Linked DNA regions of Homo sapiens: region 2 is linked to region 1. Evidence: chromatin loops called from intact Hi-C (ENCODE). Cell type or tissue: PC-9. All regions are shown on one strand.

Region 1 (5,000 bases):
AACATAATATATTATAGCTCATCTATAGCCTGAAGAATTATGTGCTCTTAAAAGGATTGGCTGAAAAGAAAGAAAAGGAAGGAAGACAGGAATCTTCTAAAACTAACTATATAACTTAGAAATGAGAGAAGCGTCCCTTAAATTCAGATCTGAATCTTGTTCACATCGGAGACGTGAGCATTTCAAGGTGATGGGCTGGAAATGAACTTTGCTAGTAGGGACTTTCAACCCCTTCTCTCTGTGAGTTCTGCTGAGGGCCACTGGGCACGTGGCGGGCTTCTCCTAAAGAGAGTCATGTACGTCTGCAAGATTAAAAAAAAAAAAAGGCAGGGTAAAGTCTGTAGCTGAAGGTTGACAGACTTCCTTCCGCACTTGGGTTTTTCTCCCTTCTAAGGGCCGTTTGAAAGTTCTTCTTGTGCTTCTAACTTAGCAGAAACCACATCATGTCTTTTGTCATCATCTTTGCTCACCACTGGAGACCCTGGTGGTTAGAGAGGGAAAGTCCCTTTGGATGGTGCCTATGGGGGTAGAAGGTGTTGGGAGCCAGCAGGGGGTCCGGGTGGAGAGGGAAGAAGAGAGGAGAGGTCATCAAGCTTGCCTTTCTGGCCCAGGCAATATACCCACCCCGGCTAGACTTTCCAATCCTCAGAGTGGCAAAGTATATCTTTTTGGTTATTCACTATGTCCCTGGTTATGTTGGGTTGCTGAGGGAATAGCTAGGGGTCTCCAATCTTTTGGCTACCCTGGGCCACAAGGGAAGGAGGAGAATTGTCCTGGGCCACACATAAAATACACCAACACTAACGACAGCTGACGCGCTTAAAAAATAGTCGCAAAAAAATCTCATAAAGTTGGCTGGGCGTGGTGGCTCATGCCTATAATCCCAGCACTTTGGGGGGCCAAGGTGGGTGGATCATGATGTCAGGAGTTCAAGACCAGCCTGGCCAAGATGGTGAAACCCCATCTCTACTAAAAAATACAAAAATTAGCCGGGCGCAGTGGCAGGCGCCTGTAATCGCAGCTACTTGGGAGGCTGAGGCAGAACAATCGCTTGAACCCGGGTGGCAGAGTCTGCAGTGAGCCGAGATCACACCACTGCACACTAGCCTGGGCAACAGAGCAAGACTCTGTCTCAAAAAAAAAAAATCATAATGTTTTAAGAAAGTTTACGAATTTGTGTTGGGCACCTTCAAAGCCATCCTGGGCTGCATGTGGCCTGCGGGTCACAAGTTGGACAAGCTTGGAACAGATCATTAAACAAAAGAAAACAATTTACTTCAAGAGCTCCGAGTTTCTGGAAAGCCCAAAGAGTGGCCACAGTGACCTCTGTGTGGCCTGAGAATAGCTTTTACCTGCCTTCCTGGCACAGAAATTACCTGGAGGTGGATTGGAAGCAGAAGTAGGGAATAGGAACACAGCTATATATTCGGTTTGAGCTCTTTTAGAGTAGATGCTATAGAGACATTCTATTCTCTTTTTTATTGTGATAAAAGATAGAACCTACATTTACCATCGGAATCACTGTGCAGATAGTGTATGGTAGTATTAGCTATAGGCACATTGTGCAACAGATCTCTAGAGCTTTTTCATCTTGCAAAACTGAAACTGTATACCCATGGAACAACAGCTCCCTGCTCCCCTCCCCCTCAGCTCCTGGGTAGTGACATTTCTTGATCGTGCTGTTAACCATGAGTACTTTTCTTCGGTTAAGTCTACAAACTTGATTTCCATACCAAGACCTGTTTTGAGTTCACACACCAGCTGACCTGCTTCAGGAGCAGTTCAGATTCACTCTGCCATGAATATTCATCACTCACTATGGGTCATGATCACAAATGCATGTCCTCAGCACTCTGGCTGGGCTTCAGCAATTTATGGAGTTGTTATTTGCACCACCAAACCAGTCAGGAATGAAAATAACAATCAACTCCTTAAATGTTTACAAGCCTCCTGGGCTATTGCACATGTAATTTAGAGCTGCCATCTTGTCTCCTTCTTTCTGTCAGTGGAATGGAATGTCCCCTCCAGTAACTTGTTGGCTTTAGGAACATGGGGAATAGAAGGCTCCTCAACCTGAATTGTCTAGTCAAGGCTTGGCTGAAGTCCTCTTTGGTAGCAAGGTGTTTGGGTTCTCATTGCTCTGCAATGCTTCCTTATACAAGTCACTTGAAAACAAACCTTCCCCGCAGGTTGTCCTTGGAAGCAGAGCAGGAGGCAGGTAAGTACTCTCACCCAATCAGCACAATCAATTTGTCATTCCCTGAAAATAGAGTCGTCCCTCCAGTCTGTCCAGGTCGGTGGGGATAGAGAGGAAGGCCCAGCTGCCTTTGAGCAATGCCACATTCCAGTGGGGAGTGGTTCCCCCACATTCACCGCACTAGGGCGGGCGTGTTGTGCCTCGTGCCTGCAGCCACCCTTGAAGTGTTGTTGTTAAACAACAGTCATGAACTCTGGAATGTCTCTGGTCATTTATAGCGTGACTGTGTCACTCTGTAAATGACACTGTCAAGCTTCAAGGCCTAGAATGAAGTTGGTTTGCTTTTCAATAGATCATAGTCCCGCCCAAAACAAAGCTTCCAGGCTTTTACAATGTACTTCTTACTCTGAAACTCCTAAGAGAATAGAAATGCTAGGGAGATAAAATACAGGAATAGACTACAAATCACACTCCAGTCATCTTACAGGCCCTTTAAAACACATAGAACAATTTGACCATACTATTTGCAAATAAGCAGCTTTCTGGAAATTAGCTGGGCTCTTCTTAAAGCAATTTTTGTCTTCTCTCACCCTTGTCTTGACTTTTCCTTCTTTGGTTCATTTCCTTCATGAGATAAATGAAGAGCGCAAGAGATTGAGGTTCCAAAGAACATGTGATTCGTGAGTCATGTCTATTTTTTCTCTATAGTGTTCATTGAAAATTCATTGTTCCAGTAGAAGAAACAGAAAGTTAAAATGAACATTAAATACTGCTTTTGCTATTTCTGTAATACAGCAATAATTATGAAAATAATGCTTCTCATTTGATTTATGCTGTATAAGTTACTATGGTCTGTTGGTCACTGTCTCATTTTATCCTCACAAATACCCTCCGAGATAACTTTATTATTTCCATTTCGTATACAAGAAAACTGAGGCCCTGCGAGGTCAAATAAATTAGATAATGCAGGAAAAAACCTTAACCCAGTGCTCATACAAAATAATCCACAGTTAACATCTTTAAGGAACTTGCTTGACATCACACACGTAGGAACTGTGATGAGGACTGTGACCTTCATATGCTGTGGTCAATACTCACTCCACCTCAGCAGAGCAGCCTTAGGCCATAAAATACACAGATATTTAAAGAGAAATATGGTTTTAAACCTATTCTGCAACCTACAGCTTATTATGTACTAGCTATGAAGGTAGGTTTGTGGAGGATTCACGAAACGTAATTCCCATAGTCTTGTGTTCTTTTGACCCATTCCTTACAAGAAAAAAGTGCTTACAAAATCCTTCCTACTGTCCCTCTTACTTTTAAATCCCTTTCATCAAATAGGTTGAGTCAATACATGAATCCTGAGATTTTTAACATTTTTTGTTCTCAAGTTGTAGGTTTTCCATTGTATTCATGAAAGGTAAGTCCTGCATTTTTACTGATTCATTCATTCATTCTATGAACATTTATTACCTGCCTATTATACTTCAAACATGGGCCAAGCTGGGCCTGAAGGCCAGGTCCAAATATGACCAGGACCTTGACCTCAAAGAAATACTTGCTTCATGAAGGAGAGAGCAATGTACAATCTGATTAATGTTATTGGTCTCTTTTAAATAAATTGGTTCTATTAATATCTGCTAAGATGGATCACTGAATTAGAAATACTAATACCCAGCCTTTATTTTGTAGCATTTAATTTGATGAGTGTTTGGGGATCCTTCACATATATTCACCTTTGGTTTAATAAGGTTATTTAAGTAACAGCAGTGTATACTGACAATATTTGAGTTCCGATATCTAATAGAAAACTCACATTCTACTTATTATATTTGTACTAGCCCCCAAGAGCATTGCCAGAACGGAGTTTCAACAACAAAAATCATTGTTGAACATGACTATGCCCCACAATGAAAATACGAGTTATTATAAATCAGTGAGGGCTGGGCACAGTGGCTCACGCCTATAATCCCAACACTTTGGGAGGCTGAGGTGGGCAGATCACTTGAGGTCAGGAGTTCGAGACCTGCCTGGCCAACATGACAAAACCCCGTCTCTACTAAAAATACAAAAATTAGCTGGGCATGGTGGTGCACACCCGTAGTCCCAGCTACTCAAGAGACGGAGGCAGGAGAATCACCTGAACCCCAGAGACAGAGGTTGCAATGAGCTGAGATCACACCACTGCACTCCAGCCTGGGTAACAGAGCATGACTCTGTCTCAAAAAAATATCATTCAACCAATCAATGAGAGTTTAGGAGTAGATTGTCTGTTCCTTGCAATAGAACTACAGTATCATTTTCAGGTACATCTTCAGAAACATGAGTTTCTGGATGAGATCACAAACCAAAAAAACTCTAAGTTTTTTTTTTTTTTAACATTGTATAAAACACTCTCTGCTGAGATGTCTTAGGCTTTGCATTCAACCATCCTAGCATCTCATGAGGATGCACAAAACCATTTCAGGCTAGCCATTATTTTATATCAAAAGAGTGCATTCCCAGAACCATAGCAATACTGGGGAGGCGGGTAAGGGGAGCATCAGTGTCATGAAATGGAACAAGCAAGATACTCTGGGGGATACTGGTGGGACAGGTGATCAAGAGACCTGAGTTTAATCCTGGTTTGGCTGCCTGGGTGACTTTAGCAAGACATGTAACCTCCCTGCGTGTTTCCACATCTGTTAAATGTAGCAGTTAACCCAAATGACCTCTTGAGTCCATTTCTACAAACCAAGGAATGTAAAGCTTATTGCTCATTTTAATAAAGCTGTATGAACATTAAAAATATTGTTGAAACATT
Region 2 (5,000 bases), 340 kb before region 1:
GGACACTCATTAAGGACTACGTTAAAGAATATCCTGGGGTCTCTATTGCAAGAATGTATCCCTACTAGGGTCTTGAGAGAGAGGACTTCCCAGGCATGGAGGCCCAGGCCTATTTAGCTGATTCAAAACCCAGATCCATCCCCTGGTCTCTCACTGTCTGATTTCTTGTTTCACTCCCAAATGACCATCACGTAAGCCAGAGAAAGCTCCTTCCACCACAGAACCCACCCCTGGCTTCTTTAAGCTGTGAAGTCCAGATCAAACACATCTCCAGCTCAAAAAAGGAAGAAATCACAGCTCTGTCCCAAATAAGGACCTTTTTCTCCGAGGCTTTATCCTCTGCCCCAATATTAAGGTCTGGTCTCCCCCACTACTCATGATAACCATTACCCTCATCCACAAGGGTGTGATCTGACCCTGAAGCCCGCAAAAGACAGTCATTTAACAATTGACACCAATATATTAACCAACGTTCAAGCCATACAGTCTTTACCAGAGTCACTGTGTTAAATATCCACAAAGATAAATAATCACAGCATTGACAAAGGCCAAATTAGTGATACAACTTATTCTGTGCTATCAGACTGCAATGATGGCAAAGATAAAGTGATACGTTTCTGTTTTTCATGACACTGAAGGAACTTAGTGTACCCAGATCAACATTTATGTAAAGAAATAGAACAGACTCGGCCGGGTGCGGTGGCTCACGCCTGTAATCCCAGCATTTTGGGAGGCCGAGGCAGGCGGATCACGAGGTCAGGAGATCGAGACCATCCTGGCTCACACGGTGAGACCCTGTCTCTACTAAAAATACAAAAACTTAGCCGGGCGTGGTGGCGGGAGCCTGTAGTCCCAGCTACTCAGGAGGCTGAGGCAGGAGAATGGCGTGAACCCGGGAGGCGGAGCTTGCAGTGAGCCGAGATCACGCCACTGCACTCCAGCCTGGGCGACAGAGCAAGACTCCGTCTCAAAAAAAATAGAACAGAGTCATAGACTAGACTAGACTAGACTAGACTAGAATAGACCAGACCAGAGTACAATCCATATCTGGGTTCAAAATGATGCTACTTTTACTAGCACTGACCTTGGGGAATGTACTTAAACCTTTGCTACTCAGTGTCTTCATCTATGAAGTGGGGATAATAGGTTCTCCCACGTAGGGTTATGAGGGTTTAGTGGGTTAATATTTTTAAGGGGCTTAAAACAGTGCCCGGAACATACTGTAAGTATTTGTTAAATACATTACACTGTGTGAATGTGTGTGTGTTTGTGTGGACTGGGTTGTGATCAAAGTTTGGAAAAACTCAAAGGTAAAGGAAGTGAGACCCAAACCTAACTTCAGTAGACAGAAAGAACACAGCTAAGCCAAAGAGGTGTGTGTGGGGGGTGGGGGCACTTTCTAGGGTAGGAATCACAGAATGTGGGGGTCTGGATTTAAGCCTCTCCTTCCACAGTTTGGGGAGCTAACAAGATGGGGGAGGGGAACATTAAAGAGGAGAGAAAGTTGTTGTTTTACTTTACGTAGAATTCTTTTGTACTCAAATCCCCTTTGTCAGGGCCCAGATGTTTTAAAAATGATGCCAAGCTGTGATAAAAACAGACGCACATGCAGGAAACAGAGCACATCCAGCAAGGAAGACTGTTGGGTAATTCAGTTTATTAACGACACGTTCTATGTGGTAACTATTTGCAGATGATCATAAAATATATCCCCGACAGTCATTTCTTTTGGTTGTTATTGTTTTCAAAGTTTCATCTCTAAAATCTCTTAAAACCACTTGCCCAGCTGTGCTGAAAACAACTTACAATCAGACAATTATTTAACCCTAAGCAGGCATAAGGAGGAAGGACAATATGGTTTGAAGGTTTCTGCTCCTATATGTTGGAACCCAGCACAAAGAGGGATGCTTGCTACTTCCAAGAACCTGCACAAATAATTTGGATCATGATAAGATCACTCTGAATTGGTTATGCCCATCTAACTTAGATCATTGGATAAAATTTCGAACCCAAGAATCTTGACATGAGAGCTCACCTGATGATGCTTAATTGATGATATATTACCATCCAATGCCACCTGACTTATTCCTGAACAGGAGCAGGACTGGCAGGGAGGTGGGGGTAATAAAGGTGGAGGCCGATTATATTCAACTGTACTTAATCTCAGTGGCAGTGAAAGGGCCCTTCATTTGAATCAATTAAAAAAAACCTGCAGGGAAGAACGAGACCTTAAGGAGTCTTAAAATATCATCAGTGATAAAATATCATCAGTCAAGTGGGCTGTAGGTAATATGCTACTATCAACCCCCAGTCTATAGATGAACCAACCAAACCAAAAGAGATTAAGCAACTTGGACGGTGAAGCTAATAAAAGGGAAAGGAATATAGTGACCAAACCCAAGAAGCCCAGAGTGTTCTCGGTGCTGTATCGCTTGGGGCTTTCCTCATCTTTGTTTCTATTATTCAAGAATATAGTGTGTGTTACAAGTCAGGTATCAAATGTGTAAATAGGTATCGTGCCTGAAAGAAATATGTCCCGATGACCTGTAGGACTGGATTGTCTGAATTACAGTCCTTGCGACTGAATCCAGTTGGCGTGATGTAAGCATAAACGCACTCCACGTTTCATGAATAAGCTTAACGATAACAGAAAATACTTTCCTTCAGATTGCCTGGTGATTAAGGTAGTGGACATCTACCAAGCTCACGCTTAGGGAGGACGAACAACAGGTTTATCAACACTATACTTCACGGAGTGTCAGTCATGAGGTTTTCATGGAGAAGCCAGTTGTTTTGTTTGTTTTCTTAATGACATATTTTCATGTAGTTGGGAAGGGGTGTGCCCATTCAGAGCTTGACTATGACACCAGGAAGTAGAGCATTAGAGTGAAACCCATGAGACAATGACCTTAAGTACAGGTGGTTGCCACAGTGTCTATTATTAGGATCAGTGAAATACACTCAGAAGTCGTGTTGCAAGATGGCAGGATGGAAGGCCAGTTTCCCCTGACAAAGTGCAAAGGCATGCTATAAACACTTGCATGAACAAACAGCCTTTGCAGCAACCACAACCAGGAGGAAAATTAGAGGACATTTTCCACAACAAAAGCAGTATTGTTTTCCTGTGGTCACTCTGAAATTCATCCTTTGTTGCAGAAGACGCTGAGGCTCCATCATGGAACTGTGGCATCCCACCCAGCATTCTCCCTGTGGGCCGAAGTGATGGGATAAATTGATTCACAGCGAACTGTTCCTTCTGGCTAGGGATCCCACATCTTCAGTTCAATAGGAAAGAGTTCTCCAAAGAACAATGAGGTATAGTGGGCCAAGCCGATCAAGCAGACGTGGTACATCCAATTCTCTCTCAGGGGCTGGGACCCTGGCTGACCTAAGCCAGGACGACTACCTCTGGGCTCCCATTTCCTCATCTTCATGGTGGGGCTCCCCATGCCGGTCCTTAGTAACGATATTTTTACTATATATATGCATATAGCTCTTCCATAAGGCTTCTCCTAATTTTTATTTTTTAAGGTATGGAAGCCAAAACCTGTTTGCTAAGGGAAATGAAAAGCTTACAAGAAAACACATTTTGGTTGTGTAACAGACACGGACGATGCCAGACAACTGTCTGGGTTCATGTAAAGTCAGAGGGGGAATTACACAAACAGGGATAACAGGGAATCTCGGTAAAGCCTCCTGCCGGAGAGGCCTCCATCATCCTATGACTCCACAAATGCTCTCTCCCCACCCACTCCCGCCCCCAGTTGGGAGGTGAGTCATCTCTGCCGTTTCATCAAGGTGTGCCTAGACTGATTTTTGCCTTCTCGGTATCAAAGTACATGTGATTCAAGAACATTTGTTAATTCAACAAGGATGTGTATGAATCTCTTAAGTTCTCTGGCAGAATGGGATGGGGCATAAAAAAGTAATACTATTATAATTTAGTAAGCTCTAACAACATGCTAGACACCGAGGGTATAAAAGGTGAATAAGACCTGGACCCAGGTTTCAAGGGGCTCAAGATCTAGTGAGAAGCCTGACAGGTGAACAGATCACACAGGGTCAACACTACACTAGAAGTAGCCACAGAGTGTGCAGAAGACACAAGACATTGCCTACAATCCAAAGGCATGTTTATGCCATTTCTGCCATCTGTTTTTGGACCGGCAGAAATTCTTGAGAAAAGCATGTGGTTTTCAGAGGGTCCCCACCCTATCCCCCTTTACCTGGTCAGGTAAAAATGAAAGAAAATAATACAGGTGGAGTTCTGAGTGACACGATTTGCTGTAAGTTCAGTTAAGCTAGGAAAGCTCATTTCTAAAGAACTTCCTGTAAACAAGGTCCATGACTGTCTCCAGCTCATGATGAATAAATGAAATAATTGATCGCAACAGACACGTTGCCTCAAAGAAAGTGTCTCACACAATAATATGTCTTTTATTTTTCCTGTTCTGGGGTGTGGTTAGGTTGACTTTCCCTTGGTTAAGGGACTTTTGAGTCTGACTACAAAAGGTTAAGTGCAGTTGCAAAGTTGAAAGGACCCAGACAGGAAGTATTTGCTATTTGATAGGTAAAAAGAAAATCCCTTGATGTTACAAAATTAAAACAAAACAAAACAAATCAAAACCTGGGTGAAAACATTTTTAGCTCATGAGCTTGAATTTTAAATCTTATGATGATCTCCTCCTTTCCAATACTTTCTCATCCGCAGATATGGTATAAAATTCAATTACAATAGAAGATAGTACGTGCTGCTTTACTTGCCACCTCATTTCCAATCCAGAATACTGGATGCATTTTGTGAAACAAAGCCATAGGAATACAGAAATGTTCATTTCATTCTCCTTTTAAGCGCCAGCCATTGAGACCTTCCAACTACTTATAGATCGAGATATTGAACTCTGCAAAATGGTTTTCTTTGCTGTGATTTCTTTGCTATGTTTTCATCTGCTTAGAAGGATGAAAAACTCACCACTTTCCTTCTCTCTCAGATTTTGATA

The links. Peaks named below come from ENCODE experiments on the same cell type or tissue, not always from the same donor. Only the 100,000 strongest peaks of a DNase experiment are listed, where the experiment ranks them.
Region 2: a loop joins it to region 1, with 10 times the contacts of the local background. A loop is called at or near these places in 1 of 110 quality-filtered maps.

Annotation. Positions count from the first base shown.
Region 1 is chr6:106,117,372-106,122,371 of GRCh38, forward strand. No RefSeq gene overlaps it. Among named protein-coding and RNA genes, the nearest start is that of PRDM1, 34 kb to the left of the region's middle. In PC-9, no CTCF peak of the experiment used is centred here; a DNase peak (open chromatin) is centred at 2,340; H3K4me3 peaks cover 888 bases; H3K27ac peaks cover 2,531 bases.
Region 2 is chr6:105,777,686-105,782,685 of GRCh38, forward strand. No RefSeq gene overlaps it. Among named protein-coding and RNA genes, the nearest start is that of LINC02836, 150 kb to the left of the region's middle. RefSeq lists a silencer at 2,815-3,015. In PC-9, no CTCF peak of the experiment used is centred here; a DNase peak (open chromatin) is centred at 2,776; H3K27ac peaks cover 2,397 bases.